2 separate regions of the Homo sapiens genome follow, and region 1 is linked to region 2. Evidence: chromatin loops called from intact Hi-C (ENCODE). Cell type or tissue: CD4-positive, alpha-beta T cell. All regions are shown on one strand. Links, peaks and the distances in the headings refer to the core of each region. The heading gives the core; the rest is flanking DNA.

Region 1 (16,244 bases), core at 3,617-11,616, 53 kb after region 2:
CTGGGAATACAGGTGCACACCACCACACCTGGATAATTTTTTGTATTTTAGTAGAGATGGGGTTTCACCATGTTGCCCAGGTTGGTCTTGAACTCCTGAGCTCAGGCTATCTACCCACCTCGGCCTCCCAAAGTGCTAGGATTACAGGCGTGAGACACCATGCCCAGCCAAGTTCACCCCTTCTTTTCAAGCCTCCAACCTCAACTCAGATCCCATCACTCAGTGAATAACGACTACTGCAGAGAAGATGAATCAGACTTCCAGGGTAATCTCAGTTTCTCTAATCATTGTGTAAAGATCATTCTTAGAACTCCTAATTTTTCTCTCCTTCCTTTGTGTCTTAGAGAAGGAAGAACTCTTTTTAAGACTCTATTTCTCAGGTACAAATGACATTAATTTTAATCAGTTAACTCTATCCTGGACAAATCATCCCTTTTTACTGCTGCCTCCATGTTCCCTACAAAAAGTATCATCTCTTGTTTACTAGAAAAATCTTCTCACACTGCTATCCCATAGAATTGTTTTTCCCAGCTCCCCCTTCACTGCTGAACTTCTGGAAATGGAGGTCAACTTTCACTCCTTGTACATTCACTACTGACACACTCCTAAATTCTTTGTTATCTATTTTCTCCCCATAACACTGGTGGATTTATCCTCTAGGTGAGTAAGTTACACAAAATATGATCTGTTAGAGTGAAGACAGAAAATAATAGAACTTCTATGGGCATGTTGTTATTCTTTAAAATTTATTTTTATGTGAAGGTATTATTGAGAAGATAGGCCAGTACATGTATATAGCTTTAAAAATAATAAAAATATATACATTAAGAATGAGTGTTCAGAAGTTAAGGGTGATATGAAATGTTAGGGGTGATATACTAAAATTTTTGGACTATATAATAAAGCTTTGAACACTCACTCCAAATGTATATATTTGTGTTATTAGAAATATATATATATATATACTGAGTGTTCAAAAAATTTGGAGATCACTGATCTAGATCACCCACAACCTGCTTAAATAAGCTGAAGACATTTACTCAGTCCTCATCCCCTTCAACTTCTGTAGCATTTGACACTACTGATATTCCTTCTACTTCACTGAAAATATGTTTATTGAGCCCTATTATGTGCCATAAATTATTCTAGATATTAGGTCTACAGAGATATGCAAGAAACACCACTTCCCTTGTTTCCAAGTCTTAATCACTATTTTTGAAACTCTTCTTTCCCTTGATTTTCACAACACTCTTTTCTAATTCATGCCTCAATTCTTCAGAGGAACTCCGTGATTCCTCAGGGCTGTTTTTTTAGGCTGCTGCTGCTGATGATGTAATGATGATCAAATTGAGTGACTTTTTACTTGTATCAGCATATTACATGGAAATGTCACTCATTTAGCTGTCTACCCTTGAACCTTTAGTAAATTTTTGGCATTAATAGGAGGCATCTGAGATGGGGATAATTAAAACAGCAAATAATTCCAAATTGTGGATTTGTTTTATTAGAATGCCATCATTTAGACATAACAAGAAACACAGAGTGTTTTTGGTGCCTCCAAACTCAGCCCTTGTACTGATGTTTCCAAACTTAATGGTTTATTTTGCAAAGAGGAGAGAAAGAAATATGGATAGCCTCGGATTCAAGGATAGCCTTGATTCTGCAAGTAATCATCAAAATTATTCTAAATGTTGATGGAAACCAGTCCATGGTCTATAGGTAAATGGTCCAGGAGATAGCACATTTTCCACGCATCTTGTTAAGTCAAGTCTCCAAACTGTTTTGGAAATTTGGATATGATTGTGCCCCATATTACTAAAGACATAAGGGCAAAAAAAAGCTGTCTGTATTTCTTTAAGACAGAACAATGATTGTTCTGATGTTATTTTTCAGTTGAGTCTAAGACAAATCACATGCCTTGCAAGTAAATTTAAACTTACTTTGCAAATTTAGTTTTTCACATGTGGCAGTGGATAGGTCAACAGGACATTTATACACATCTCCCATTCGGTTCTCAGGAAAGCCACTCCAGGGTGAACCAACCAGTAACCTAGAAACACATTTTTTTTATTAGACACAAAGTGTTAAGTATAGTTTCTTAAAGATAAACCTGATCACAAACAGTGAAAAACACATTTAAATTTCAATGTGAACAGTTTATATTTGTTCAGCTATGATTTGACCTGCTGCCTTTCTGCTTAGCTGATAAAGAGCTTTGATCAATGTCTGTAACACTGCTGCATTGCCACACACCCTAGAAAGTCTCTCTAAAGCAATGCTGTCCAATAGAAATATAATGCAAGCTACGAATATTAGCCACATATATAATTTCAAATTTTCTAGTAGCCAGCTACATTAAGAACATAAAAAGCAACAGGTGAAATTAATTTTAAAAATATATTTTATTTAACTCAATATATCCAAACTAGCATGCAATATCAAAATTAGTAATGAGATATTTGACATTCATTTTTCCTAAGTCTTTGAACTTCAGTGTAGATTTTACACTTAGAGCACATCTCAATATGGAAAAGTAGCATTTCAAGTGCTCAGTAGTCACATGTGGCTCGTGGCTACGTATTGTTCAGCACAGCTCTAAAGAATGAAACCAAATTTAAACCAAGAACAACAACTAGCCTTTGCTGAGTGCTTTCTATGCCCTAAGCATTTTCATATGTTGACTCATTTAGAGAGCAGATATCTTATCTTAGTGGCTTTATGCTAACTGTCTTTATGAGAGGATACTTAGCAAAAATACAGAACAAATACATTACAAGCTATCTTTATGTGTAACAAAGTGCATATATCTAGAATACAGGATGAGATTGGTGTTTACATCCTTCCTTCGGTTAGTTTCATTTCCTTCAGAACTTCACCTAGAGAATATGGGTTTTCTTGCAGAAGCACTCACCTGACACTTAGAACCACAGAAGATTGCACAGAAAGAGCCCAGGTATCAGTTTGATCTTTAGAAACTGCAGCAGGTTACTCAGCAGCATTCAATTAATACGGAAGCATATTTGCTTCCATTTTTTTTCATGTCAGTATTGGGAAGGGTTAAAATATCAAAGAAACTAAAATTATTTCATGAGCCTTCTGTATATATATTTTATAATTATCATTTAAACAACATATGCCCCATGTTGAGGTACGGTAGATACAAAAGGATTAAAGCAGACTGCTGTCTTCTAAATCTAGTAAAACTAGATATATGTGACAAGTAAAATAAAAATCCAAATGACCTGGAATATATGATCTAGTTTACCAGTAGAAAAAACATTAAAATGGTCCAAGGTTACAAAAATGGACACCAAAGGATGAAGGTTTTAACCTGAAGTATTAGCAGACAGAATAGCATGAACACTTAGGGAAAAAGGAAAATGCAGATTATTTTGAAAGTTAATAGTTCATTAATAAGTTCTCTCCTCGTTCATCTTATAAAATTATTCTCAAACTAAGATAGAACACTCTAGCACACTTTAATTCAGTCAGCCTTAACGTTAGAGTTGAAAGATTTTTTCTTCTTATGAGCTAATAATTTACCATAATTTACCTTTTAAAATATTACCATAGTTAGGTTTACAATAATACCAGGCAGATAGGTTAAGGCTTTTGAAAAAGATAGAAATCTGAATGTTGGATGTTAGTAAGTCCCAATAGCCACTTTAATGAAGGGAGGGAACCAGTGCAGAATTGGAACGCGTGTTTGAGCATATCTGATGTCTTTCAAATTCATGATAGCTCAGAAGAAATTAGGAATCTTATAGAGTCGGTACCAAGAAAATTGTCTTCCAGAGCCTTGATTTTCTCCATCTGTACAGGTCTTCATTTCATAGTAGTATTACACAGCATTAACTCTGATTTTTGCATGCTGGACATATCTTAAAGTGTAAAAAGGAAAGAATCTGACTCTTTCTTCTCTAACCCTGGCTTTTTCTATGTGTCTTCCTGAAATCACATTTCAGTCATATCGAATTTAGCTTCTCCTTCAAATTAGAGTCTCTGTTGCTTCTAAACCTTCATACATGCTGTTTCTTGCCTGGCAATGTCTACTCATTAGTTTGATCTCCTGTTTGACACCACTTCCTCTAGGAAGTCCCCCGGCTCTTTTAACTCGAGGTAACCCTAAGTACCTACATAGCCTCTGACCTTTCCACATCCCATTAAAAAAAATCATATTGCCCCATAGCTGCCTTCCTACTGACTAAATCCCTCACTAGAGAGGAAAGGTACATGAGGGCTAGGAATTCTGTGCCTGTAGCAATGAATAACCACTTGTTGAACAAATGAGTTAAAAAAAACAACAGCAAATGAACAAGCAAATGAATGGATGATTCTATGCTATCATTTAAAAAAGAGTTTCCTGATTAAGGAAAAGTTAAGCAGAAAATCCTTACTTTTTTTTTTTTTTTTTTTTTTTTTGAGATGGAGTCTCACTCTGTTGCCTAGGCTAGAGTGCAGTGGCACCATCTTGGTTCACTGCAACCTCCACCTCCCGGGTTTAAGCGACTCTCCTGCCTCAGCCTCCCAAGTAGCTAAGACTACAGGCCCGCGCCACCACACCTGGCTAATTTTTGTATTTTTAGTAGGGGATTTTGCCATGTTTGCCAGGCTGGTCTCAACCTCCTAACGTCAGGTGATCCGCCCGCCTCCACCTCCCAAAGAAAATCCTTATTTCTGTTCTTCTGGGGAGCATGTATTTTTGCTTGTTTGGTCCAAGTAAATGTAAAAAAAACAAATCAACCAAGTTGAGAGGGAAGCATTATACATTCTGTTACCATTGTGTTATTGTGTCATCTGTTCCTTTCTCAGCCTCTGCGTATCTACTACGCACCAAACTGGCATTTTTTTTCTCAAACAAAAGCTTACTATGGAGTAAATGTAGAGAACAAAATAGCACCTTATAGCAAGGAACTATCATAGGAAGTGTGGCTCTGCCCCTTGGCATTCATTAATTAATTCCTATTAATTATAGTAAATTTTACAACATCTGGTACTATGTGTAAGCCTTTCCAAAGATTATCTAATTTCATCTGCAGAAGAAGCCAGAAATTATTATTATTATTTTTGAGATGGTCTCGTCTTTTGTCACTCAGGCTGGAGTGCAGTGGCATGATCTTGGCTCACTGTAACCTCCACTTCCTGGGTTCAAGTAATTCTCCTGCCTCAGCCTCCTGAATAGCTGGGATTATAGACATGTACCACTATGCCCAGCTATCTTTTGCACTTTTTTAATAGAGATGGCATTTCATCATGTTGGCCAGGCTGGTCTGGAACTCCTGACTTCAAGTGATCCACCCTCCTTGGCCTCCTAAAACACTGGGATTACTGGTGTGAGCCACTGTGCCTGGCCACCGGGGATGATCTTATCCCCATTTTACACTTCATTTTACAGATGGAATCACTGAGACACAGATTGATGAGTGACTTGCTCATGTTCCCATGGCTAGTGAAAACCAAGTGCGGAAGCCCAGGTTCTTAACGCTTAGGCTAGTGTCCTTCCTCTTAGCTGCAGGAAGTCCTGGCAGAGGGCCCAGATTGGGAAAATGATCTTAGCAGATGAGGTGGGTTCTAGAACTAGCATGGATTAGAAACCAGACACAGGGAGTCAGGCCACACTTATGTGAAGGGGTGTGTGGCTGTGTGATATATGAAGGGGCTGCAGACTGGACACGAAGCACAGCTGTCCTGGGAGGGTACATCCATACTGTGGGGCCTAGGCTACACTGTTCTCAATGGCAGGTAGGAACAAGGCATGTTCAGACAACACCAAATACAAACCCAATGACAGGTAGGAACAGGGTATGTTCAGACAATACCAAATGCAAATACCAAATTCAGGTGATTCTATTATGCACATTTCCAACCATCCTCACCACAGCCCGAGAGAGGCTTGCTGAGAAACAACAGAGAAGTGTGTCTGATCTAAAATTTAACTGTTTTTTTTTTTTTTTATCAGAGCCTCTGGTAGCAAAGCTGCAACAACTAGCTATTTTCTTCCTGAGAAGACTGTTTGGTTTTTTTCTCTCAACTAAGCACTCCCTGGACACTCTCCCTGTCACCTCCTACCACCTTTTCTAAGAATTCAGGATTTGATAACCTTGCAGCACAGGAGGGGTCATAACATCATGACCACCTCTGTGAAAACTGCAGCTCTTCTAATTTAATCAGAAAGAAGAGAAAAGTAAGCATCTGTGCAGTTGTGTGGCACTTAACAAGAAGGATGTGGAAGCACTTGAAATTCCCTAAAAGATACATGCAAATACATCTCTGACAGTATTATGCTATCTTAAACTCTTAACACAAGGCAATAGAAAATAGTGGAAAACCAGACCACTTTGGTAACTCTTGAAGAACAAGGGTTTCCTCATCATATATGACTCATTTCTTAAATATTGTGAACCACATTAATAAGTAGGCTACAGGTCATGTTGGTGACTACAGAGAAGTCACTGACCTTTGCTTACCTTCTTTATTAGAAACATTTCCAGCAGACTCTCCTCCTCATTCACACCCTAAGGCCTCGGTGAAATCCTAGTTCCTGACAACTCACCCTCATAAGAAGAGGCTAGGACATCACCAAGAGGCTATTCCAAGAAAATTGTGGCATTCTTAAATTAATCAGACAGGAAGATGAGGGAGGCTGTTATATTTCTCTATGAAATTTTACGTGCAGGAAGAGACACACCAAGAGAAACTGTTACCAAGGTGGGAAATTGGATATGTTGGTGAGTATACCTGTTGAAGTATGGCGAAACCTCTTTGAAGTAATGGATTTAATTTAATCCCAACCAGACAAAAGAGTTGCATGAACAGGCATGTGTGCTGATTCTCAAAACAAAACAAAATCCCAAGATATAAACTTTTCTTTTCCTCCAGTGAAACTGGGAATTCTTCCAAGACTACTTTAAATAACACTTACTGTTCAATTATCTTGTGGGAAAATAGTGATTATGTAGACTTTCAAAACACAGCCAATTTGCCTACCTCCAGTGGAATTCAAAATACTTTGTTTAGTTAGCAAGCAGTATTTATGGTGGTGTAGGTAGGACAGTTTTAAACCCACAATCTAGGGGCTGTTATAAATATCTTCCTTTGGTCTGTGAGTCTGTAAATTCTCCAAGTGTTTTCTTCAATACTAGAGATTTTACCAGAGATTACTGACAGAGATGTACTTAAAATAGTAGGGCAAAACATTTTGTTTTATTCAATTTTATAACAAATGTTTATTGGGCTCTTGGGGACTGAAATGGTACACAACCCCAGGGGACACCATTCCTTGAATGGTGTGTCCAGGCCTTGTGCAGTATACAATCTGTGAGTCTATACGTGGTGGCCAGACCTATTATGTACCAGACCTCATTCTAGGTACTGAGGATATACTAGTGAATAAATCAGTAAAAAAGTTTCTAGCCTGAGGAGCTTACATTCTAGTGGGAGAAAATAGACAGTAAATGTAATAAGTAAGTAAACCATATAGTGGTAGTGATCAGTGCTTTGGGAGAAAAATAAGCAGGCTGGAGTTAGGAGTGTGGGGTGGAGAGCAGTATAATCTTCATCGGAATGGTCAGGGAAGGCCTCACTGAGAAGGTAATATTTAAGTAAAAACTTGAAGAAGGTTAAAGAGTAAACCTTAAGACTCTAGTGGCAGAATAGTCTAGGCTGCGGGAACAGCAAATGCAAAAGCCCTGTGGCTGGAACAGAATGAGTGAGGGGGATAGTGGAAGGAGATGGTAGTCCTACTGGTAATGATAGATCATGTAGTGACTTGTACGTAATGATTAATAGAAGGCCTCAGCTTTCCAGCTGAGGGAAATGAGAATGCCATTGGAGGGTTTTGAGTACAGCATGATGTGATCTGACATATTGTAGAAGAATTTTGAAGGCCACACTGTTGGGAATCATTGTATTGAAGCACAGGTGAGTCATGTAAAGTACTTAGAAGACAACTGCAATCATCCAGGCAACAGATGATGGAGTGCTCATACAGGGCTGGCAGAAGGGAAAGTGGTAAGAGGTGGTCTTGTTTTAGATAGAGTGTGATGGTAGGGGCAGCAGGACTTCTTGAGGAGTTGGTCTTTCAATGAATGAATGAATGAATGAATGAATGAATGAATACGAGTCAAAGACAGCCTAAAGGTGTTTGGCTGAGAAGCTAAAAGAAACTAGTCACTACCATCAGATTAAAGGGGATGCTGTCAGTAGAGCAAGATTTTGCGATAGGGGGAGCTCAAGAGTTCACTGTGAGATATTTTAAGTTTGAGAGGTCTATGAGCCATCCAAGGGGATATTTTACTTTGGATTAGAAACTTATTGTATCTACATGCACGTAAAAATTTTCCAAGTCTATAGTATATAAATATAAATATTGTTTCTTATATTGTTTAGTTCCAGGCCACGGACAACACAAGGTGCTTGGTGAGCTCTAAATGGTACCTGCTTTCTGCTGGTAAACATAAAATGAATTTGTGATGGAAAGAATTCACCCGTGAAGGCTGCCCGTCTCTGGGAAGAAGGAAGACAGGTAAAAAGAGTCATTTCATTTTTTAGGTTTTATTTGGAAATACTGCTATCATAAATTTAATAGTTAAATTCTTTGGCATATATTGAAAGGCAATTTTAGTATTTAGGCCTCATTATGCTGCCTCAGACTTCTTAGGCTTCCACATTGTCTCCTCAGTTAGCGGGATGGCTAGATCCTCAGCATCTTTCCGTTTCACGATAAAGAGTCCACTGACTTCACTATTGCTAAAACATCTTAAGCTTACTGTTCTGTCTCATAAAAATTCCAGAAATTGGCTTTGGCACTAGAAGAAATATAATCAATAAAAACTAATTATGTTACTTCCTCTCATCCGACATGCAGTTTTCTTGAATTTAAAATCAAAAGCTAAAATACTAACCCTAAAGCCTTGTGATGATACAAATTCCTGTTCTTGGCTATTGGAGGGAGAGAGGGGGATAATTTTAAGACCATCACATTTTGCAAATCAAAGCTCATGAGCTAGTACCTTTCAACTAGGTGCTTTGGCAGATGGTTGTTTCATCAATGATAAAAACTGGAATAGCAACATTTGTAAACTGCTTTATAGCTCATAAAGCATTTTTTATGTGCATTATCTCCTTTGATCCTTATAAACACTCTGTGAGGTCAAGTGTATAACTATTTATGTTTTCATTTAAAGAAACTGACTTCAAGGGTCTAAGTGAAAGCAAAACCTATATATCTGCACCCCTGCCCTTTTGCTCAAAATTGCTGGTTCTTTTTACCATATTAAGTTCCCTTAGAACTCTTCTAGAGAAGCACTGTTTGCTTTCCCATCATATGGGGCACAGCAAGTTAATAAATAGTTGCCACTTGTGCCACTTAGCATTCCCCAGATCCTTCTTTAGATGGAGTTAGATGGATGTAAATGTCTTAGACAACTAGATACTAGGAAGGTGTGTGTGTAAGTCCCAGTCACCTTTGTAAATGAACTTTATTCCAGAAACAGATATTCACACATTACCACAGAGGAAAGCTTAAAATTATAAGACTTGTTGGTGAGGCATGGAGGATTTTTATAGATCATTAAAGCACAGCAGACATTCTGGAGCAACATATCTCTCCCACGTGCAAGTCACAAACAATGGGTGTGTATGTATTCATGTGTTTGTAGGTGCACACACAAACTTGTATCCAGAGTGAAGGAACGAAGAAGCAAATCAGGAGATATTTAAAGTGTCCTTCCTACTATAGATTTTTTTTTTTTTTGAGTTGGAGTCTCACTGTTGCCCCGGCTGGAGTGCAGTGACGTGATCTTGGCTCACTGCAACCTCCGCCTCTTGGGGGGTTGTCATTGTTGAGATGAGACATGCCACTTTGGATACCTGTATTAATAGTGCTGAGGATGGCTTAATTGTACAGCAATAGCATAATAAGTATTTATAAAATTTTTAACAGTAAGTATTTAAAGTTAAAATAAAAGTGTAAGAATATATTACAGTTGGATTTCTAATGTCTTTATAGAATCAAACACTGGACTAAGTTATGAGTAAAAAATAAAATTGAATGGAAGAAGAAAAGGAATATTTATGTTATGAATTTAAAATAAAAGGAGGGCCAGGCTCGGTGGCTCACGCCTGTAATCCCAGCACTTTGGGAGGCTGAGATGGGATCACTTGAGGCCAGGAGTTCGAGATCAGCCTGGCCAACACGGTGAAACCTCGTGTCTACTAAAAATATAAAAAATTAGCCAGGCATGGTGGTGGGCGCTTGTAGTTTCAGCTACTTGGGAGGCTGAGGGAGGAGAATGGCATGAACCCAGGAGGCGGAGCTTGCAGTGAGCCGAGATTGCCCTACTGCACTCCATCCTGGGCAAAAGAGTGAGACTCCGTCTCAAAAAAAAAAAAAAAAATTAGCCTAGTATGGTGGCACATGCCTATAATTCCAGCTATTCAGGAGGCTGAGGCATGAGAATCACTTGAACCCAGGAGGCAGAGGTTGCAGTGAGCCAAAATTGAGCCACTGCATTCCAGCCTTGGTGACAGACTGAGACTCTGTCTCAAATTAATTAATTAATTAATTAATTTAATTAAATAAGATATAAGCAAACTCTGTGAATAAATGAAGTTGGCATGTTAAATGGCACTGCCAGGACAACCTAATGGTAAGAGACTTTTATCTTTGAAAGAGATATAAAGGATGATAATTGGCTAATATTTAAAAGGCTATATCATAAAAGACAAAGACATGATTATTTTGGAAAGAGGATTGGAATAGAATAGCATTCTTGGCCAAGAAGAAGAAATGGACTTCATGAAGCTAATCCAATATGCATGGAAGCTCATCCATGACAGATGAGAATTGGTTGAGGGGATAGGAAGAGGTAGGGAGGACCCAGTTTTTTTTTTGAGATGGAATCTCCCTCTGTTGCCAAGGCTAGACTGCAGTGGTATGATCTCAGCTCACTGCAACATCTGCCTCCCAGGTTCAAGTGATTCTCCTGCCTCAGCCTCCCAAGGAGCTGGGATTACAGGTGCCTGCCACCACGCCCTGCTAATTTTTTATGGTTTTGGTAGAGATGGGGTTTCACCATGTTAGCCAGACTGGTCTCGAACTCCTGACCTCAAGTGATCCGCCCGCCTTGGCCTCCCAAAGTGCTGGAATTACAGGCATGAGCCACCGAGCCCAGCCCTGAAGTGCTTTACTTTTATTCTCACACAAGGTGCTCATAACATTCCAGTTTGATAAGGATGGCATACTTTCTGCTCCAGAGAAGTTGTGTGACTTTCCCAAAGTCACCCAGGGAGTGGTGGGGAAGCTGAGGGTAAAACCCTTGTGCTCCGGCTCCTGAGTATATTCATACAAGAAATTCCTGTCTATGATAGGATGAAAAGATGGATGGTAACTATCATCTTTGCCCAGGAAACAGCTGATGGTAAAGCCAATGATGCTAACATTGGAAATTCTCTAACAGAATTTTTCATTCAAGATTCTGAAAGTTTCTCTTACTTCATAAAGTTTATGTTAAAATAAAATTTAAATATTATTTATAAATGCCAACTACATCCTGTCACTCTCCTTCTTGGATACTTACAAAAATATGTACGTTTGGAACATTTTGTCTCATTTTGCATTAGCTTCCCCTATCTTTATTAATTATCAGCTCTGTAATCTTAGGTTAATTACTTAACATTTCTGAGTCACACTCCTCTCATTTGTAAAGGGGGTAATAATTTTGCAAAGCTCCTAGAGTAATTATGGGTATTACATGTTTGGCAAGGAAAGAGTACTCAATAAATACCAGGTGGTGTTATTATCAAAGTATCACGTGACATAATCTTTGATGTCTGTTATAGAATTAAACTTTTTTTTTTATTTAAAGTTCTCCTATAGGCACATCTGTGGATGACAATGCTATATTCATAACACATGTAGAGCTTTATTAAAGTTTTTCTCAATTAAAAAGTTAAAACTATAAGCTCATATATAGGTGGATTTTTTTTATTTTTATTTTTTGCTATGACACTTGTTCTTTCTATTTCTCCTCTCTCTTTAAGGAAAAAGAATGCACTAGTCCTTGTTAGAATGAAAGACATTTCTACAACTGGAAATACCCTAATTCCCAGTCAGTCCTCATCACACAGAGAGATTGCAGTTCTCTCTGGTTTTTGAGTCACATAATGAGCTCAGATTGTTCTTGCAACAGGCCTTCAGATTAGACAAACAGAAAGAGTGCATATCACCACAAACTCCAGGAAATGATTTTAAACATATCTCAATCCTTTGTAGATTGTTTGTGATAAGAATTGCATCATCCACATTGGAACATCCTGTGTGTGAAGTGAGGGCTCTGAAGCGGGATGGCCCTCCGCCTACACCGAAAAGAGAACAGACCACAGCCTTACTTACAGCCAGAGGGCTGCCCAGGTACTCTACTTGGGAGGTCAGCTTGTTTTAAAATTATCCCGCTCACTTGAGACTGTTAAAAAGGCTCCAGAATTATCAAAGCCATGTCACCACTGTTTCTAGAGTTGAAGTTCATAGTGCAATGAAAGTCTCATAAATGAAACTAGCAAAAGAGTTAAGATTATTTTGTTAAAATCTGGTAGATCCTGATGTAAATATGCCCATAAATTCTTAGAAAACATGGCACACATGACAGAGCTAAAATTGTACTTTAAAAATAACAGAGTGTGATTTAAGAATACTCAGACTAGAGCCTTCAGTGAGTTGTCTGAGGGAAAGGAGTGAAGTCAGGACTTAGATAGAAAGATTACAAAGAAAGTCAAAGTAAGCAGAGGAAAAAGATACCAAAATGACAGCTTCAGAATAAGCAGTAAGGGAATAAAGAAAACAAAGTTGTGTGTGTGTGCATGTATTACATGATAAATCCATGGAAAAAGAACTCGCAATTTGCTAAAGGAATAATTCATGGTCATACCAATTTCTGTGTCCAAAACTAACTTGATTAGTATCAGAAGGAAAGTCAATGTTTAAACAGTCCTTCCCACATCTGCTACTTCCATAATGCCTATGCAACTGTCATAAATTAAGAGTAGAGAAGGGCACAGGGCCCACTGTCAAAACAAACAGGCAATTCTGGGTTCCAAGTTTCATATAATTTTCCTTGAGCCTGAGAGTCGTGAAGACTGCTTGTCCTAACATGGCCCACTCTAGCACTGTAATGGGATAACCCATTCACCTGGATCCTGGCCACAGCCCTGCCCTCTGTGGCAAGGTACCTTGGCAGGGCTGGGCAAATGACAGAGGTCATGAGAAAACCTTGTCTCTCTAATGACCCAGGCCTTGGGAAAAGAAAATGAGCTCTTAAGTTATTATAGCTAGTGACACTGAAAGAAAACAAACACCATTAACTGCAAGGGGTTTACACTGACTGATGTCTTCTATATTATTCAAAGTTGCCTATTCTGCATATAAATCTTCCTCACTGACTCTATTTTACACTCCTTAAGGCCAACAACTATGTTTTGCATTTTTTGCACCTCATGTAGTTTAGAAAATCATGCCCATGGTTTTGCCTCTCTTGTTTCTTTGCTTCATAAGACCAGATCAACAAAAGGACCCAGACAGACTTGCTTGGCCAACTTTTGTTCTCTGTCCTTCCTGCTTCTGAATTCCATATGGTTCAGCCCTTCAGGTCAGACAGGTGCTGTCTCTTCCTCTTGCATGGTGGGGTATGCTTGTATCATCTGGTGGTTAGGCCTTGAGCCTAATCTCAGTGCTACACCTTGCCAGAAAGCTCTATACTGGAGTTCAAAGCCCTGGCCCAGCCAATAATAGAGTGGTGCCTTGCTTCCCAGACCTATTGTCCTGTGTTTATACATCATTCAGGGATGTCATGAGAAGGTCCAGGCAGGATTTAGAAATGTCCAGTGTCCCTGGTCTTACCAGCACTAGGATCTCACTATAAACTACAAATATACTTGTCTTTCAACAATGTCTTGGATACTTAGAGGTAATCCTGGACAGAGAAAGGAGATATGGCTGCCTCTCATGTTCCCAGAACTCTGCCTGGTGGGATCCTCTCAACTCTGTGTCCCTTTTCGTCTTGTTCAACTTCCAACCAGCAGCATGGCCAGTGGTTGAGCCCCTTACAATCCTTGAAAGGCTTATCACCTTCAATAATGTCTATTACTGATGGTGGCTCTTAGATTTACTCTGTCCAGGAAAGCTGTTACTTAAAAGAATTGCTTCAAACTCGGTGCCAGATGTCCTCAGCTAGGCCATGTCTATGAACTAGAACAGTGGAGTTCATCTGAAGCTCCCTTTCAGCTCAAACATCTTAAGTCAGTCTACTATAGCTCACTTTGTATAGCACTTGGGATGAATCATTTAGAATTGGGACTTCCATTTAGTCATTTAACAAATAATTGTTGATCCTTTACTCAGTGCCAGATATCACTCTGGGTGTGGAGAATGCAGCAGTCAACAAAACAGTGTCCCTGAACTCAGAGACAGTGGCAGGAGACAGATAATGAGCATATAAACAAGTATAGATCATTTAAGATAGTACTAATCATTAGAAAATAAATCCACCTGTAAGGCTGGAGTGACTCAGAGAGCAGTCGAGTGCTATATAGATAGGGTTGCTCTGAAAGGTCTATGAGGAAGAAACATTTGAGCTGAGACTGAAAGATGAAAACCATTTGAGTGATGATCTTAGGGAAGACTCTTCCAGGCAGGAGAAAATAATTTGCAAAAGCTTTGCAACAGGAATGAGCTAGGCATGTTCAAGGAACAGACAAAAGACTTAGTTCTTGGAGCATAGAAAGCAGAGGAGAAGGTGTAAAAGATGATAATAGGAGAGAGGCTGACACCCAATCGCAGAGCATCCTTTAAGGAATTTTAATCTAGGGAATGAGCTGTGTTTTTTGTTTGTTTTTTGAGATGGAGTCTCACTCTGTCACCCAAGCTAGAGTGCAGTGGCTTGATCTTGGCTCACTGCAACCTCTGCCTCCCAGGTTCAAGCGATTCTCCTGCCTCAGACTCTGGAGTAGCTGGGATTACAGGCGCCCGCCACCACACCTGGCTGATTTTTGTGTTTTTAGTAGAGATGGGGTTTCGCCATGTTGACCAGGCTGGTCTTGAAATCCTGGCCTCAAGTGATCCACCCGCCTTGGCCTCCCAAAGTGCTGGAATTACAGGTATGAGCCACCGTTCCTGGCCGAGCCATGTTTTTAACAGTTCACACTGGCTAGAGCAAAGACAGCAGAATAAAGCTGGCAGGAAGGGAAGCTGAAGGCAGGTGGAGAAGCTGCTGCAGCAGTGCCTGTAAGAGCTGGTGTTGGCTTCCATCAGGGTGGCATCAGGAGAGACAGTGAGGAACGGCCAGGTATAATTGGTATTTTGGTGATAGGATTAACAGGACTGGCTCATGGATAAGATATAGGGGAGGAGAAAGAAGACAAGTCAAAGATTTTTGGCCTCATTAGCTTGTGCAGAAAATCAGATACTTGTGTTCTCCCAGTTCAGTTTGGTATGTCTACTGGGCATTAAAGTGGAGATGTTGAATGAATTGTTTAATATAGCAGTCTGAGGGAAAAAATTAGGGCTGAATATTTAAAACTGTGGGTCATTAGCTACTTCATCTGCTAGATTCCAAGGTCAAAATATACCGACCATATTGTCTTTCTAGCCTCCTCACCACTTTATGATTATCAAAGCATCATTTGATAATTGTTAGACATGCAACTCTCTCTCGTATCCCAAATGGTTACAATAATTGCCAATCTTTGGTTTCCAACCAGATGTTCTTATCCTTCTAGACAATTGACAAACTGTATCTACATGCATTGTTTTCTAAGTCTCCTCACATTAGTTAACACTCATCTCCAGCCTCTTCATCCTCACTACTTAAAACCCAGCTCACGATTTACATCCTCCAAGATGCCTGCTGAGAAATGCTGCCCTCTCAGGGGATGATTTCATTTTGTTTCCTCATCAAATAGACAGGCATGCCCCAACATGTGATCCTGAACCTTTCTTTGAATTCAATTGTTTAGAGTATCAAATGGAAGTTCACACAGAAAAAAAGGCTTATGAATTACAGTTACGGTTTTTTCCTCTTTTTTTTTTGAGACAGGATCTTACTCAGTCACTCAGGCTGGAGTGCAGCGGTGCCAACATAGGTCACTGCAGCCTCAAACTCCTGGGCTCAAGCCAACCTCCCAGCTCGGCTTCCTGAGTAGCTGGGACTGCAGGCATGCACCTCCATATCCAGCTGATTTTCAGGTTTTTA
Region 2 (15,602 bases), core at 1-8,000:
TTTTGATTGTCATGACTGCGGGGGGAGCATGCTCTGGCATCGGGTAGCTAGAGGCCAGGAATGCTGCTAAACATACCTTCTAGGACAGGGCTGCTGTCCTACAAGGTACAGGACAGCCCCTGCAAGGAAGAATCACCTGGCCCCAAATGACAGTAGCGCCCAGGTTGAGAGACCCTGTCCTGGTGTGATAAATGGTGCAGAGACAAGTGGCTAATGGTTTATAGTAATTCAACTACTCCCTGGAAACAGTGTAAACTAGGCTGATTACCTAAGGCAAGGCTAACCAAAGCTTTCAAGTTCCGTATATGTATGTTTAGCACTTATTTAAGGAAGTACTCACCTAAAGGAGGTGAGACAGAGTAAAAGGAAGGATGTGCTATAATTGTTTGTATAGCACATTGAAAAGCTAGTATTTACATATACAGTACTAACTTTTTTTTTGTTTGTTTGTTTGAGACAGAGTCTTGCCCTGTCACCCAGGCTGGAGTGCAGTGGCGCGATCTCGGCTCACTGAAACCTCTGCCTCCCGGGTTCAAGTGATTCTCCTGCCTCAGCTTCCCGAGTAACTGGGATTACAGGCACCTGCTACTACGCCCAGCTAATTTTTATATTATTAGAGATGGGGTTTCACCATGTTGGCCAGGCTAGTCTCAAACTCCTGACCTCGTGATCCACCGGCCTCAGCCTCCCAAAGTGTTGGGATTACAGGTGTGAGCCACCGTGCCTGGCCACATTGTCTTTTTAAATAGTCATTTTTTTGAGACAGGGTCTTGCTATGTTGCTTAGGCTGGACTTGAACTCCTGGGCTCAAGCGATCTTCCTGTCTCAGTCTCTCAAGTAGCTGGAGCTTCAGGTACACACCAGCACCACTAGCTGTTAAATATTCTTTATCAAGCTAATGACTAGTTTCTCCAGTCTTTTTTTTTTTTTTTTAAATAAAATTTTGTTGGAATGAAGCAGCAAATTCTCACAGCTGTTAAAAGAATTGGACTCTGGCATACCTAACTGGAGAATACCATGCTGTTTTTTCTATAAACCGCTGGCATTTTATGCCTTTTTTGTTTGTTTTGTGTTGTCAACTACAAAGTAATTCTGTAAACAGTACAGATAGCCCTGGACTGCCACCACGGGCCAGGCCAGGGTAGTCAAGGTTGTCCATATGCACATGGGCAGATAACCTGTTTTCCTTTGACATTTTTTTCCAAGTCAAATTCTTGGAGGATTGTGTATTTGTATTATAGGAAGTCCAGATCATAGACTTTTAAAACTAAAAGCATCACTGCTGAACTCCAGCTCAGTCTTCCCATTTTATAATGAGGACTCTGAAGTTTATAGAGGTCAAGGACTTGTCCAAAGCTTTAGATATGTAGTGTCTGTGCCCTTTTCCTCTAAGTTTCTCCTAGAGAATGTGGGGGCTCAGGAACAGAGAAAATAAGGTGCAAAAAGTAGAAATGGGTGGTGTTTCTCAAAGTGTGGTCCATCTGCATCCTAGTGACTGGGGTGCTTGTTAAAATGCAGATTGCTGGGCCTTATCCCAATCTGACCAAATCATCTCAGGATCTACCTTTTGAACAAACTTGCCTAGGTCAAATTCACTCTTGTGGAAGTTTAAGTACTTCAGAAACAAGACAGCCACAGAAGGTGCACCTGCTAATTTGGTGGCTTCCAGTGCCTCATCTGTAACTTCTGGTGAAATCCTGAGATGTCTTACTTTACATTGTTTACATCCCATAACATTCCAACATTTAGAAATTCACTCGAGCTTATTTTTCTTACTTGTTTAGCACTAAATGAAAATAGCTCCCTGAAGTTAAGGAGTTTATATACAGTAATTCATGCAAGTGTGTAAATTAAACAGATGACTTTCCCCCCTAATATCTAATGCACAGCAGCTGTCCTGAAGGAGTGGGAACTTTGGATGAGGGGTAAAGGAGGGGATAACTTTGGACCGCTGGAGAGAAAGTCAGGCTGTAGAGGGCTTCTATAATAATGGTACCACCAGGAGGTGGGAGAGTGGTTCAGTAAGGGAGGAGGAAGGTTGCCAAAGAAATTACTCATCTTTCAGAAATTCACTAGGTTACTGCCAGTCAGCCAAACAAATCCTAGAAGAGAACTGTTGTGCCTCCTAAAAGAGAAAGGAAATTTCCTCCTTTTCCTTCCTCTGGCACAGGATGGGCTTCTAGCAGATGGGATTTTACATGTTATATTCTGAGTTTTAAACAAAATTTTGTGCCTTATTCTCTATATCGCCCCCTCTCCTAACTTAAATGGACATATAGGAGGTATACTCTAAGCTCAGTTATTCAAGCATGTTTTGATCATTAGAGCAAGATGGGGTGTGGAAGGGGCAGCCGTGGTCTAAAAGGAACCAACAACAAATTTTACCTAGTTTATAAATAAAATTATCACTTGGAAGTATCATCTGTGGCAACTTTGGATGAGCAGCATAAATTGAAAAAACCTGTGTTTTGTTTTCCCCTCTTGTTAACATCAATATTCATTAAAATATACACAAGTGGAAGTACTTACATATCAAGCACTTCCACTTCTGTAGTTGCTGTTTAAAGACAAATATTTTAAAGAGAACAGTTTTCCCCCTTAAAATCTGAGAGTATCATATTTTTCTTTAAAAGTTGTCATGCTTGGAAGCATTTCATGTTTCTGACACAATGCAAATTAGAATGTAAACTCTGGGCCAGCCAGTTTAAAGATTACTTTTTTTCCCCCATCATATAAAATAGGTATTTTCCCTATTATTTCCCTACCTGCCCCCCGCACCTCCCCCACCCCCCACAATTTCTTCATTCCAAACTGACCTGCAGTTTTCTCTTAAAATACCAGGTTAGTTTACCTACGACATGATAAAAAAAATATGGGATTTAAAAAGAAATCCATTCACGCAAACAGCAAACCCTGGCTGGGATGCTGCCGGTTCCCACTGCAGGTAGGTCTGCTGGTTCAGCTACTGAGCTCTGTGGTCTCATCAATCTCATCTGGATTTTTGGTCATCTTTTCATATTTTCTTTTGAAGAAGCCGAGCTGTAAAGGTGATGATATAAGAATGTTACCACCCGTGGCTTATTTTGTAAGGTGCCTCTGACCCCCTTGGCTGCCCACGTCCTCTGATGCACCTCTGGGAATCCCTGAGGCTCTGAAGGGAGGTGTGCAGACTGATGACCTGATATCTACCACCTGCTAGAAGGAAATTTATATCCAGAGAGCTCAGCTGCATTGCATAAAGCTACATTTTTCAGCGTCTACTTATTTGAAGCTGAACAAAACATTCAGGGCTCTGGATGAAAGGAAGGTTTAAAAGAAGAAAAATCCTTACTGGTTGTTTTTAATGACATGAGTAAGAAATTATAAACAAATTTGCATTTCTTTTCTCCTTGTGATAGAGAAGGTACCATATAAAACCTGAAGTTGATGTTTTGTAAGCAAATTCAAGGCTGGCCTTCAGGAGCCCTGTATTTTAAAATATAAAGCTTTTCTTACCTTCCATAAAATTGCAACCAGAGCTAACAGCAAAAGGATTCCAGCAATTATACTTCCTATTATAACTCCTGTTGGTACTTCGGCTTTCTCATCAGGTTTCATTATCATCAGGGGAATCTGGAAATGTCAGTTCACAGTTGAGTTATTTTAATACCACAAAAAAGGGGGGAGATGGTCTAGTCCAATTCTCTAATTCTGTAAGTGAAGGTCTACAGCTCTAGAAAGGTGACAAGACTTGCTCATGATGGCGTATCTCAAACATTGTCAGAATAATTTTAGAGAAAATCTTCCTGCAAAGTCCAACCAGCTAAAAAATACAACTTTTCTAGTTTCTCCGCTTTAACTACATCAGTGTCTTGTGGCTACATCATGCCTGACAATCTCAGATGCTTATCTTACTTATGAAATAGAAACTTCCATTTCTGGCATACATTCAAATCAAGTGAAAGCATCATCAAGTGAAAGCAAACAGCTTTGGGGAAGGGAGTCGAAGAAACTCTTTAACCCAACTTCATGGTGATGAAACAGCAGCTTTGTATTGGGTGTCTAAAATACTAGTTTCACTTAAACCTCATTCCAAGTTGATATTGTTGGAAAAGTAGAAATAATATCTCAAGGGTCAAGTTGACCTTTTCAGTGGGAACGTTGTCCTTCAGGCTACTTAGGATTCTTTGTATCTGCTTCCTGGCAATCTTTGAGATGCTGTAATGGAATGGCTGCCCTGAGTGTTAACAGTAAAACTGTATATTCAGTTTTTAATTAATTAGGGGAAATTTAATTAATTGGGGAAAGTGTCTCAAGCATTCTCTTTAGAAAATATTCCTAAAGAGCTGTATTTAGAAGCAAAAGAAGAGGATAATATGTGTTTTATTTACTTGATGTAACATTAAATTGCAATGGCAGATGAGCTGCTTTTTGTCATAAATTTATGGGCTGGGCTAAACTTGCAACTGGCCTTGGTGACTGTATTTCCTTTCATTTGTATCTTCAAGAGCTAAAATGTAAGGCTTTATCAATTTATGAATAAAGTGATGATAAATTCTTGTAGCTCACTGCTTAATGGCAGTCATAAGCCTACTTCTCTCTTTTCCACAGCTTTCTAACCCAGGGAACCACGGATCCCTATGGACCCATGACTATAGCATTTTGTGGATCAGATTTTTAAGTGGGCCAGGCATTCAAATAAATTAACAGATACTTAGGAACATGTGAAGTTATTATTTAGGTTACATACCTTATTCAAAAATTTATCCAAATTATTGTTTAGATTAAAAAATTTTTCATAGACACAACTGAGTAATATTAAGCTGGTGCAAAAGTAATTGCAGTCTTTGCCATTAAAAGTACTTTCTCTTTACTTTTTTTTTTTTTTTTTTTGAGACAGAGTCTCTCTCTGTTATACAGGCTGGAGTGCAGTGGCACAATCTCAGCTCATTGCAACCTCTGCCTCGCAGGTTCAAGCGATTCTCCTGCCTCAGCCTCCTGAGTAGCTGGGATTCCAGGCGTGCACCACCACACCCAGCTAATTTTTGTATTTTTAGTAGAGACAGGTTTTCACTATGTTGGCCAAGCTGGTCTCGAACTCCCAACCTCAGGTGATTCGCCTGCCTCGGCCTCCCAAAGTGCTGGGATTATAGGTTTGAGCCACTGTGCCCAGCCTTTCTTTACTTTTAATGGCAAATACCACAATTACTTTTGCACCTAGTAATTGGCTTCTGTTATTTATTAGTATTGCTCAGAGGAAACCAATAAAAGAGGAATCTAATGGATTTATTAAAATTGTTCATTTGAATTTCCAATTGATATATTTAATACTGCTTTCTAAAAACAGTCTTCAGTAGAGTTTCACATATTGTCTGAACACTATGTTTTTCTAAAATGAGCTTTTAAAAAAAATCTATAATACTTCTCCCCTATGCTAAGTTCATAGCATTTTGAATTTGAAGTCTGCATTTCCTTTGGCTCTATTTCTGATTTTCCAGGCCCCAGTGTCTGAAGAGAGGGTGTAGGCTTTCACTGAGGCTCCTAAACCAGAGGCAGAGAAGTGTGCTCTGTTGCGTAGAATCATTTTCCCTTGGACAAGAGTGGGGCTCCAGTGCTGTGAGCTTCACTCTCAGGCATGGAGTGAGGAGGCCCATAGTTCATGGGGCCATAACTTTTTGACCAAGCCAGAGGAGTGGACTGAGGCCAACTGCCAAGCTGGCCTTGGGGGCAGACTCTTAAACTGGCTTTCAACTCCTAACACAAGCACTGGGAGGAAAATGCTCAGGGCTCTGCCAGCAGATTAGCTGGGCATGGAAATCCCACTGTATCTAAACATGGCATATTCTAACCAGAGTCAGTGCAGAGGAAAATTATCTCATGCCAGCTCTTAGAACAGAGAGCCTTTGTTTTCTGTGAAAGTACATTTCTCTGTAAAAGCTTTTTTTTTTTTTTTTATCAAGGGGACCATTTATAGTCCTCCCGAATGTAAGATCTAATGAATGGACATGCCACACAGTGTCAGTGTCTAGTTGTAAGGAGAACTATTTTTTAAAACCCTCTAATAAATGCATTATTTATTAAGCATGCTTCAGTACCTTTCTTTAAAAATTTTTCAAAATACAATTTATGATTTAAATAAGCATGATTAAGTTTTGTGGCCTAAGCTCCAGACCATTTTGTGTAAGCAGGAGGAGAAAGGAAGAACTGGTGCTGCTGGCTTAGTCATGAGAAGAGACACCATGGAGTCCCAAAGAACATAGAGCCCCTTTTGTTGTACTTCTCACTGGATCACCACCTCTAGGAAAGCCAGCTTTGCTGACATGAGTGGGGGGCATGGAGGAAGGCAAGTGTATCACTGAACTTTTTAAGTAGCACACACCCTCGCCAAAATCTCAACATAATAAACATCAGATCTTTAAAGTTTTAGTAAGATACTTCTACATACATGTAGGTAAGAAGAGTGACTATCCCAGGCTTTTAGAAGTGGAATGCCATCACAGACCCTGAGGCTCACAGGGAAGGGTGTGATATGCTCACCGTAACAGTGTTATCTTCAATCACATATATCTCAGGGTTATAGGTGTTGATTTCTGCAGCTGCCGTTAGCTGTACTGTCTGGAACGTTGACTGGAACATAAGAATAAGGAATATGTTTTATCGTAGCAGCAGCAAATGCAGAGAAGCTGGCATGCTTATGATTTATGTATTTATTTCCTGGTGGAATGTGACAAGAGCAAATGGTTCTGAAGACCCATCCAGAATCTGTGTGTGCTTAAACCAGTGCTGTGTAACAGGACTGCCCGTCAGAAATACCTCGGGTAATTTTAATACATGTCTGTCTGCACCTTGCCACCACAAATCAACTCTCTGGGGTGGGATCCAGACATGAGTAGGTTAAAATATCTCCCTGAGGAGATCTGAACTTGAGAACTGGGTTGAAAAGTGAGGATTTAAAAATGAATATTTCTAACTGGGAAGATCACAGTTCAGATTTTTTAAAAAATAAGTTTGTGACATGAGAGAAAATTGTAAACTTGGCATCTTTGTATACTTACCTGAATAAGTCACACAATGGAATGGAAAACCAACATTTAAAAGGTAAGAGAACTTTCCTTCTGGGTACATGTGTGTAAAATGATAGTGTTTAAAAGTGCACTTGAACTTGACCACCCATGGCCCTGAACCTTTCAGCTTGTTATATCACATCAGTATAACTTCAGATTTCCTATCTAAGTGTTTCTATCAAATAATACTTAATTTGGGGCAGGTATATAGGAAGGATATTTTATGCTGATGTCACTGGTAACTTACTAATTCGAAATAACTTTACATTCATTCCTCCATCTAGTTACAGAAAAAGAGCCTAGTTTTCAGCAGGGCACAGTGGCTTCTATCTGTAATCCCAGCGCTTTGGGAGGCTGAGGTGGGTAGATTACTTGAGGTCAGGAGTTCAAGACCAGCCTGGTCAATATGGCAAAACCCTGACTCTACTAAAAAATATAAAAAATTAGCCGGGCATGGTGGTGGGCACCTGTAATCCCAGCGACTCGGCTGAGGCAGGAGAATCACTTGAACCCAGGAGGCACAGGTTGCAGTGAGCTGAGATCAAGCCACTGCACTCCAGCCTGGGCAACAGAGCAAGGCTCTGTCTGGGGGAAAAAAAAAAGTCTATTTTTTCAATAGAAACATTATTGATGTGTATATTTCACTATTTTCTCTACATTAGGTCTGATGCTACTGTGAAGCGGAATGCAGCGCTTAGATGTTAGAGCTGCTTTCACATGCTGTGGCTACTAGGACTCAGTTTTTCTGGTTACTAGGGCACATTATTGGACATACTCTGTGAGGTAATTTGCTAAACAATATCTGGGAGCCAGAAAGAATGTATTTCCAAAAACTGAGCAATTTATTTCCTTTCCACTGGCTCAGTCTCTGGTTACTGTTAATTTTCTCAATATAGATGATTGGATCAGAAATTAACCATGCTCACCAGTCTCTTAAACATATTATTGGGGGAAACATTAAGAGTATTGATAATGGTTTAAGTTTAAGAAAAAAAGCAGCAGTTAAGTAAATGCTGGTTTCATAATCCCCAAAGACTAAAGATGAAAGAATTTTTCTTATAGCATTCTCAAAATAGGCCCTTCTCACAGGCATACAATATCCTGCAGGGTTAACAAGTAGAGGTAAGCATGCCACACACATCTGGAGAGTGAAGTAACGCACCTGCTAGCGTTCAACAAGGCTTCTCCCTACAAATGGCAGCAACTCTATCATCAATTTGGAGCCCTGATCAATCACTTTGTAATGAAATTACTTGAAATGTTAAGTTGCCTTGCACTACATCAGAGAAAGGGTAGCAACAAAAGGCAGTGCATTAATGGGTTCAAATACAGGAAATGAGATCCATATTTCAGACTGGATCTCCTAAGTGGTCTGAGAAACATCCACTTTGCTGCTTAAATTGCTGGAAGCAAGGTGAGGATAAACATTTGACTTTTCATGAAGGAGGAAGATATGTAGGACTTGACACAATCCTTGTATGTCACTTGACATACCTTGACATCTCAAGGGTGTTTTCTTAGTTTAACCACCATAGCCACATTAAAGCAGCATAAATACTACACTTTCTAGGAAGTTTACTCCCAGAAATAAACTGCTTCTGAAGATCGTTGGGAAGGTACTTTAAAAAGTTTCACAGTTAAAGTGATGTAGTCTTAAACTCAAGAAAATCCAAATGTGTTTTACAGAGCTGGCATGTGTGCATTTTGATGTGCAACAGTCAGTGTTCCTTCCAGTTGGCAAAATTTGCTATGAAAACATTTGTTCCTCAAATCCAAGGAGCCAAGAACCAATGGAGCAAAACTGAGCACCACACTGCAGCAGCTGGGAAGGTGATAACAACTAACGGCACGCTTCACGTCTTAAAGGACCTAGAATTGTCCTGAAGACTTGAAAGCAAATGCAACTAACAAGAAAACAAAGTAAAAGCAAGCAAGCAAGCCAGAAGAAATATTCAACTCCTCACTTCCCCATTCCCCCAATTCTGCATTTTGTTCTAACTTTTACTATTCCGTTTTCTTCTATGTCTTTGTCCAAGAATATTGCTTATATTTGACTCCAGGGATGAGTTTGGAGGGTGCTGAGTTCTCCAGTTTTACAAAACTCTATAGCAGGAAGTGGATTTATTGGAGAGATCATGAAATGATAAACAGAAAAAAAAATGAGTAGCGTTTGGTTGTAAGCACCTTGGGAACTGATTTATTTGTTAAAAAGAAAAAAAAAATCTAGTAAGAGCTACAAAGATCCCCAGGAGGTTTCAGACTAATTTCTGTTTTTCTTCCTCAATTGGAGCCCATGTCAGTAAAAGGAATGCTAGCCACACAAGCAGTCCAGTTTAAGGAGGCCTGTCTATCCTTATATTTTTTCATGCCAGACTGAAATTCTAGCTACCAAAATCCCTGCTGAAAGCAAATATAACTAGAGCAGACTCACAGTTGCCATATGGAAAAAAACAATGACATTGTTTTGGCTTTTTCTTCAAACTTTCATGGGGATTGAGATGATTTAGAAAGTCATGTGCCCACTGGGCTCTCCCAACAGGAAAAGGGTAAAACAGGAGAGCAGGGTGATGACCTGGCTGTAATATAGGAAGACATATCTTTATGCTAGATTCATCTACTAGGTGGTTTGAGATCAATCATACAATTAACTGAGAGCTCAAGGAGTGAGACAGAGACACAGACATTTTGATTTGGGTGTGGCACAGGAGACTGGGAAGATGGAGAGTGGAGGAACCCCTAGAGGGGGACAAAGCAGGCTGCCCCTTGTAGCCCAGGGCCGCAGAGATGACCCTGACACCATTCCCATTGATGTGGTAGGTCGCATGGAGTCTGAGAAACAGACCCTTTCACAAGTATCCCAGATGACTCTGAGGCACTGCTAAATTGGATGGGCATTGGAAAGCGATGGAAGTGTGCTGCCTTTCAGGGTAAAATGCTCTGGGTTATTTGGCCATTGCAGACATTAGCCAGAATACTTATTTTGTCAAAGGGGAAGAACTTGTCAGTGCAGACTTATGTTTCCTTGCTATTGATAAATCTAACAAATAAAACTGATACTTACTGATGCGAAAGTCCCGTTCCAAATTCTGGTAGTCACATTAACAAAGTATTCTCCTTTCATGTGAACGTCTTTCAACCAGCAGGTAACATTACTACAGGAAGCAGTTCTGCAGTTCTTATAGTATTGAGTCAAAGGTAAAAGAGAGAGCAAGTTAGTAAGAGTTAAAAAATAAATGCTAAAATTTTAAAGCTAGATAAAACTCAGTGCTGGGACACACCTAGGGAAACAGGCAATCTCATGAGCTATTAGTAGTTCTAACTCTCCCGCCCTCCTTCAAGGGATTGTGGGACTATATCTCAAAATGTACCAAGTGCACACTCTTTACCCCATCCATTTCCTGTCTGTATAGATAGCCTCAGGAGATAATCAGCAATATGTGGAACAAAGTACCCCAAGCCTGTTTATTGCACTACTATTTCTAAGAGTAAAAAAACCTAAAAACCAACCCCCCCCAAAACTGTAACTTGTTTAGCAACAATGTACTAGTTAAATAAATTAGTAAACATGCACAAAATGTACTACAATTTGTCATTAAACCTAATTATAGACTCCCTAGGTTTTTAAACAAGTTGACAGAAAAAGGATCAGTGGTTCCAAGGGCTAGTGGGGCGGGCAGGATGAATAAGCAGAGCACATATGATGTGTAGGGCAGTGAATATACACTGTATGATACTATAGTGGTGGATACATGTCATTTTACATTTGTCAAATTCCACAGCGTGGATTTTAACAACACCAAGAGTGAACCCTAATGTAAACTATGGATTTTGGTTGATAATGATATAGTAATGTAGTTTCATCGATTGTGGCAAATATACCACTCTTGTGCGGGATTTTGATAGTGGGGGAGGCTGTGTGGGACAGGGGGTATATGGGAACTTCTGTACTTTCCACTCAATTCTTCCATGAATGTAAAACTGCATTAAAAAATGAAGTCATTAATTGAAAATCTATGACACATTGGCCTATGTTCAAGGCCAAAAGGTAGCGTGGCCCACTTCAGTTACAGCATGCATTTACCTACTTGTAGATTAATACACATTAAAAGAAATAATTTTATTCTTCTGGTTTCCTGTTTTCCCCATCCTTCACAAAATAAAACAACTGCAATTAAAGAAAACCAGGAGAATTCCAATATTGTTCATAGGGGAGAGCTGAGGTTTGTTTAGGAGTTATTGCTTACTAAAGGTTTACTTTATTTGAATATTTAATATGTGCCGAGCACCATGCCAGATGCTAGACTAGTCTCTTTCCCAAAGAAGCAGGCATAGCTTGAGAACAGGAAATAACAAAATATTGAAAAACAGAGAAGTGCAGCAGCATATTTCACAGCTAAATAAAAAACATCAGTATTATGTGGAAGGGGGATTTAAGGGGCTTCTCCTCTGTAGCACACAGCTAGTTCCTTCACAGCTCTTTGCCTTGTTTCCAAAGTGCACAACGCATAAACACAATAGCTTCACATGAGTTTTTCTGATGTCATAAAGTCTGGAACTTATATTTTGTAAGAAGTGGCATAAGATAATTCCAGTAACCTAGATTTGACCACATATTAGGTTGGTGCAAACGTAAATTGTGGGTTTCAAAATCGTATTTACTTTTGCACCAACCTAATATTTTCTAAATCTTGACTCATATAAGCATCAAAGGCAAAATAAGAAAGCTCTATGATATCAGCTGGTAGGAGAAAAGCAGCGTCCTGATCACAGGTGAAATAAATGAATGAGGGGAGCTTTCACACGTTAACTTGTCCTCACCAATTCTTTGGTGTGCCTGAAATTTTCACTTTTGAAAGATACAGAAGAAGATGTTTGTCCTATTTTCAGTGGATTGATATCTGCATTACAACTGATGTCACCAGCCTATAAAAGAAGAACACCCGATCAGACTTCAGAAGCAAAACAGTTTATGATGTTCCTTTCAACATGTTAGGAAATCCTACTGTCACTTGTAGGGGTCTGGGAAGGGCTGTTAGGCTTCTTTCAACGCCACTGACCTGGCCACACTTCATATAATCTCTAGGTGAACATCAAGTATTTAAATGCTCCTGATGTGAACTGATGAGGTGGGCTAGGTTTTTATAGCCCACATATGATGAGGCAAATCTGCAATAGCTAAACACTGTGAATAATTCAGGGTAATTTTCTCTGGAACATTTTAGGATTTTGATTTTTCTGTAGCCTCCTATGCACACTACAGAAATAATACAACTGTTGAATAATACAACTGTTGGACTGAAGATGAGCCAATGTCAAGAGGTTTGGCTAGAGCAGCGCTTCTCAGCCCAGGTTGCGTGTTAGAACCATGGTGTGGATGGAGTGGGGGTGGTTAAAGAAAAACTCTGGTGTAAGAATCTTACCCCTAGAGCTTCTGATTTAATTGCCTGGGTTAGGTCTGGGCACTGTTATTTAAAAGAGCGAACAGAGGGATTAAAATGAACAGCCAGGGTTGAGTATTACCAGGCGAAAGTCCAGGCTGGCTGCTTGAAGACCAGCTCCTTATCACAGCTGTGAAGACCTGCTATGCTCCCCATATAGGTCCAGCCCCTTACCTCCCAGCCTTCACAGGGCCTGTCAAAGTCAGATCTTCACCAGGCCAAAATGGGGTTTTTGGAATAATTTCTGCCACCTGCAATTCCCTAGACTCAGCCATTTGTTTTCTTGTAACAATATTTTTTCTAATATGAAATTAACTGCTAGTCAGTTGGCACCCAGGCTGCATAGGAGTTACCATCTGTTTCCCATCTGTAAAATGTCAGACATGATCACCCTAATCTCATGGGTTATTTACATCTTGAAAGTACACATTTTTAGGCAATTTTTTAATCTTTACCTTGTCTGTTTGCACCCCAGTTAGGTACATCAGTGGGTTCTTTTCTTTGGTATACTGAGGGATGTGGATGATTACAGTTGCCATGCTTACTGGAACACTTCCTGTTGTTACCTATGTAGAGAATAAAATGTGCCAGTACTGCAACAGGATGTACATGATGCAAGGAAATTCACCAGTAACCCCGTGTTGATGAAGGGCAACTACGAGGTGGTAAGACTGAGTCCAAATGAAAGTCAGCCATTACTTTATAGTCACACTTCAGGTCTCTGTGTCTCACCTCTTAAAACGCATTTATGCCTGAGGTTGCAATTTTTTTGAAATTTCGATCATACCTTGGCAATGACCTTGAGCAGTAGGATATAAGTAACTCCCACATGCTTAGTGCGCCAATAATGGAACACTGGGCATAAATGGCTCAATGGAAAAAAACTCAACATCTACAATGTTAATGGGTAAGTAATTTGTGACTTTGTGAGACATGTGGTATAAATGGTTAAAAATGCCATCTGTGGAGCTGGGCTGCCGGAGTGTTGTGTCCCAGTCTGCTGCTGATTAGCAGTGTGGCTTGGGCAAGGAACTTGACCTCTCTATGCTTTTCTTATTTGTAAAATAAAGATGATCAGAAATTCAGTATGTATGTGCTGGCACAGGGCACTGGTACAGCATCTGTTCTCATGGGTGGGGGTTTCTGTTCTAATTGGCCAGGGCTCATACACTACTGGTTATTTAAATATTTTAAATAACATCCCTGGGAATAATAATACCAAGCTCATAACCGATCTGGGAACTAAATGGGATAACATATGTAAAGCACTTGATACCATGGCTGGTGTATACTTATTACACACTCTATGAATGTTATTACCGCGAATTGAATAGATGCCCCATTAAAGAATGTAGTTGCCAAATACCATCCACATTTTATAAATTCTATTGTAGTATCTAGATCATAAAGATTCTTCTAAAGATTTTTTTTATCACAAAATTGCAGAGTTGCAACCATGTAACAAACAAGTGAGAAATGAACAAAAATAAAATGGTATTGGCTTAGGATAGTGGATAAATTCTTTTTACTTTCCAAAGTTTCTTTAACTTTAATTACAATATAAAATAGTTATTCTTTCACAAATTAATTTATCTTTAACTGGTAGTAATCTTTAGATTAATAATCGCTTACTAATAGTAAATAGAATTTGGTTCAAAAATATTTTTAGATACTACCTAGTATTACTGTACAGATTTGTATACAAATGGTAAACTCAAACAGAAGTGGTCTCTGAGGATAAATTGGCATAATAATTATATGCCAAAGACTTTTACCCACAGCAATACCTTCCTTTATAGTAATGCTCTGTTGGTTAATGTTGAACATTTGCCTTCAAAATATATCAAGTATCCCTTACCCAAGACACATAACTATGCACAAAGCCCAGTTGTTTACTTAACTATGATCTAGCCTATTGGTTATCAAAGTATGGCACCTGGACCAGCAGCATAAGCATCACCTGGGAGCTTGTTAGATATGCAAATGTGTAGGCCCACCCTAGACCTACTGAATCAGAAACGCTGGAGATAAAGCCCAGCATCTGTGGTTTCACAATTCCTCCAGGTGATTGTAATGCACACCCAAGTTTGAGAACCACGGATCTCTTTCAATTTCTTTTTACTTTCTCCTTTTATTTCCAGACTCATTTTTTTTCTTCTCACTTTCTCCTGGATTTGCCATCCTTATGACAGGCTTACCAACCTTCAGGGAGAAGATGAATTTTGGACCAACATCTTCAAAACTGTGCACGATTGAAGGAACATTCCCATCCGAAGAGATTTCATAAAAATTTATGTTGGTAGATCTGTTGGATGATGTTTGTAAAGCCAAATATTTTAGTTTGCTTTTGTTCTTGAAGGTTAATATTTCTTTTATTTAAGTATCTTATAGCTTAGGTTAAAGTAAATTTTACTTTTAGTTACAAAAGCACCAAATAAAAAGAAATGCTTGCCTATGGGCTTATCGTCCAATGTATGTTTCTAAGACTAACATAAATTCCTTTGAAAACATATTTCTTTGTGGATTTTCTGCTAAGAGTTTGTGCATTACATGTCTACCAATTCTCAAGTTTCTAAATAAGTACAAAAGTATTACTTTAGAATTGATAGTAGAAGTCTTCCCAAGATTACTGTTATATTGACTAGTATGTTAACATAGTAGACAATCAGTACTTGTTAGTTGAATGAATGGATTTATAAGCCAGGGGTTTTCACTTTGGTGTGGCTAAAATATAATAATAGGGTATTGAGCTCCTTCAGTGTTCATTATTGGATGCCTGTATTATTCGTTCTTCCTATCCTTCTTTAGTTGCAAACCAATTTGAATGGTTTGGGTCTGAATGAGGTTGGTCAAATCTGTTTCCACCATTAGTGTAGAGACCACCTTTAAGATGGATGATCCAGAGGTTTTAGTATTCTGGACCTAAAGCCACTGGATTGATCTTAACTTCTTTGCTTAAGATTGCCAACTAAGTTCTGCAAGCAAAGTGATGATGAGATCAGAGAAACCCTCATAGGACCACTCAGACTAGAATGAAACTGGGGACCTCCCCTCTCCTCACTCATTTCTGGGGCTCTGAGGTGGGATTCCAACCAGGGTAGCTTCTTTGCGTGGGGGATTA

Evidence for each region. Peaks named below come from ENCODE experiments on the same cell type or tissue, not always from the same donor. Only the 100,000 strongest peaks of a DNase experiment are listed, where the experiment ranks them.
Region 1: it touches region 2 in a loop (3-fold over the local background); 9 of 110 quality-filtered maps call a loop at or near these places.

The regions. Positions count from the first base shown.
Region 1 is chr5:53,027,918-53,044,161 of GRCh38, reverse strand. ITGA2 (integrin subunit alpha 2) reads right to left here. Exons shown (of 30, transcript NM_002203.4): 3 at 1,941-2,050. LOC124900974 (a long non-coding RNA gene) reads left to right here and starts at 8,394. Exons shown (of 2, transcript XR_007058767.1): 1 at 8,394-8,524. RefSeq lists a silencer at 2,583-2,672. In CD4-positive, alpha-beta T cell, for the core only: no CTCF peak of the experiment used is centred there; no DNase peak of the experiment used is centred there.
Region 2 is chr5:53,077,956-53,093,557 of GRCh38, reverse strand. ITGA2 (integrin subunit alpha 2) reads right to left here. Exons shown (of 30, transcript NM_002203.4): 24 at 14,684-14,786; 25 at 12,937-13,047; 26 at 11,862-11,966; 27 at 10,105-10,218; 28 at 6,517-6,606; 29 at 3,496-3,612; 30 at 1-3,039. The coding sequence ends at 2,959. Among named protein-coding and RNA genes, the nearest start is that of MOCS2, 24 kb to the left of the region's middle. In CD4-positive, alpha-beta T cell, for the core only: no CTCF peak of the experiment used is centred there; a DNase peak (open chromatin) is centred at 3,917.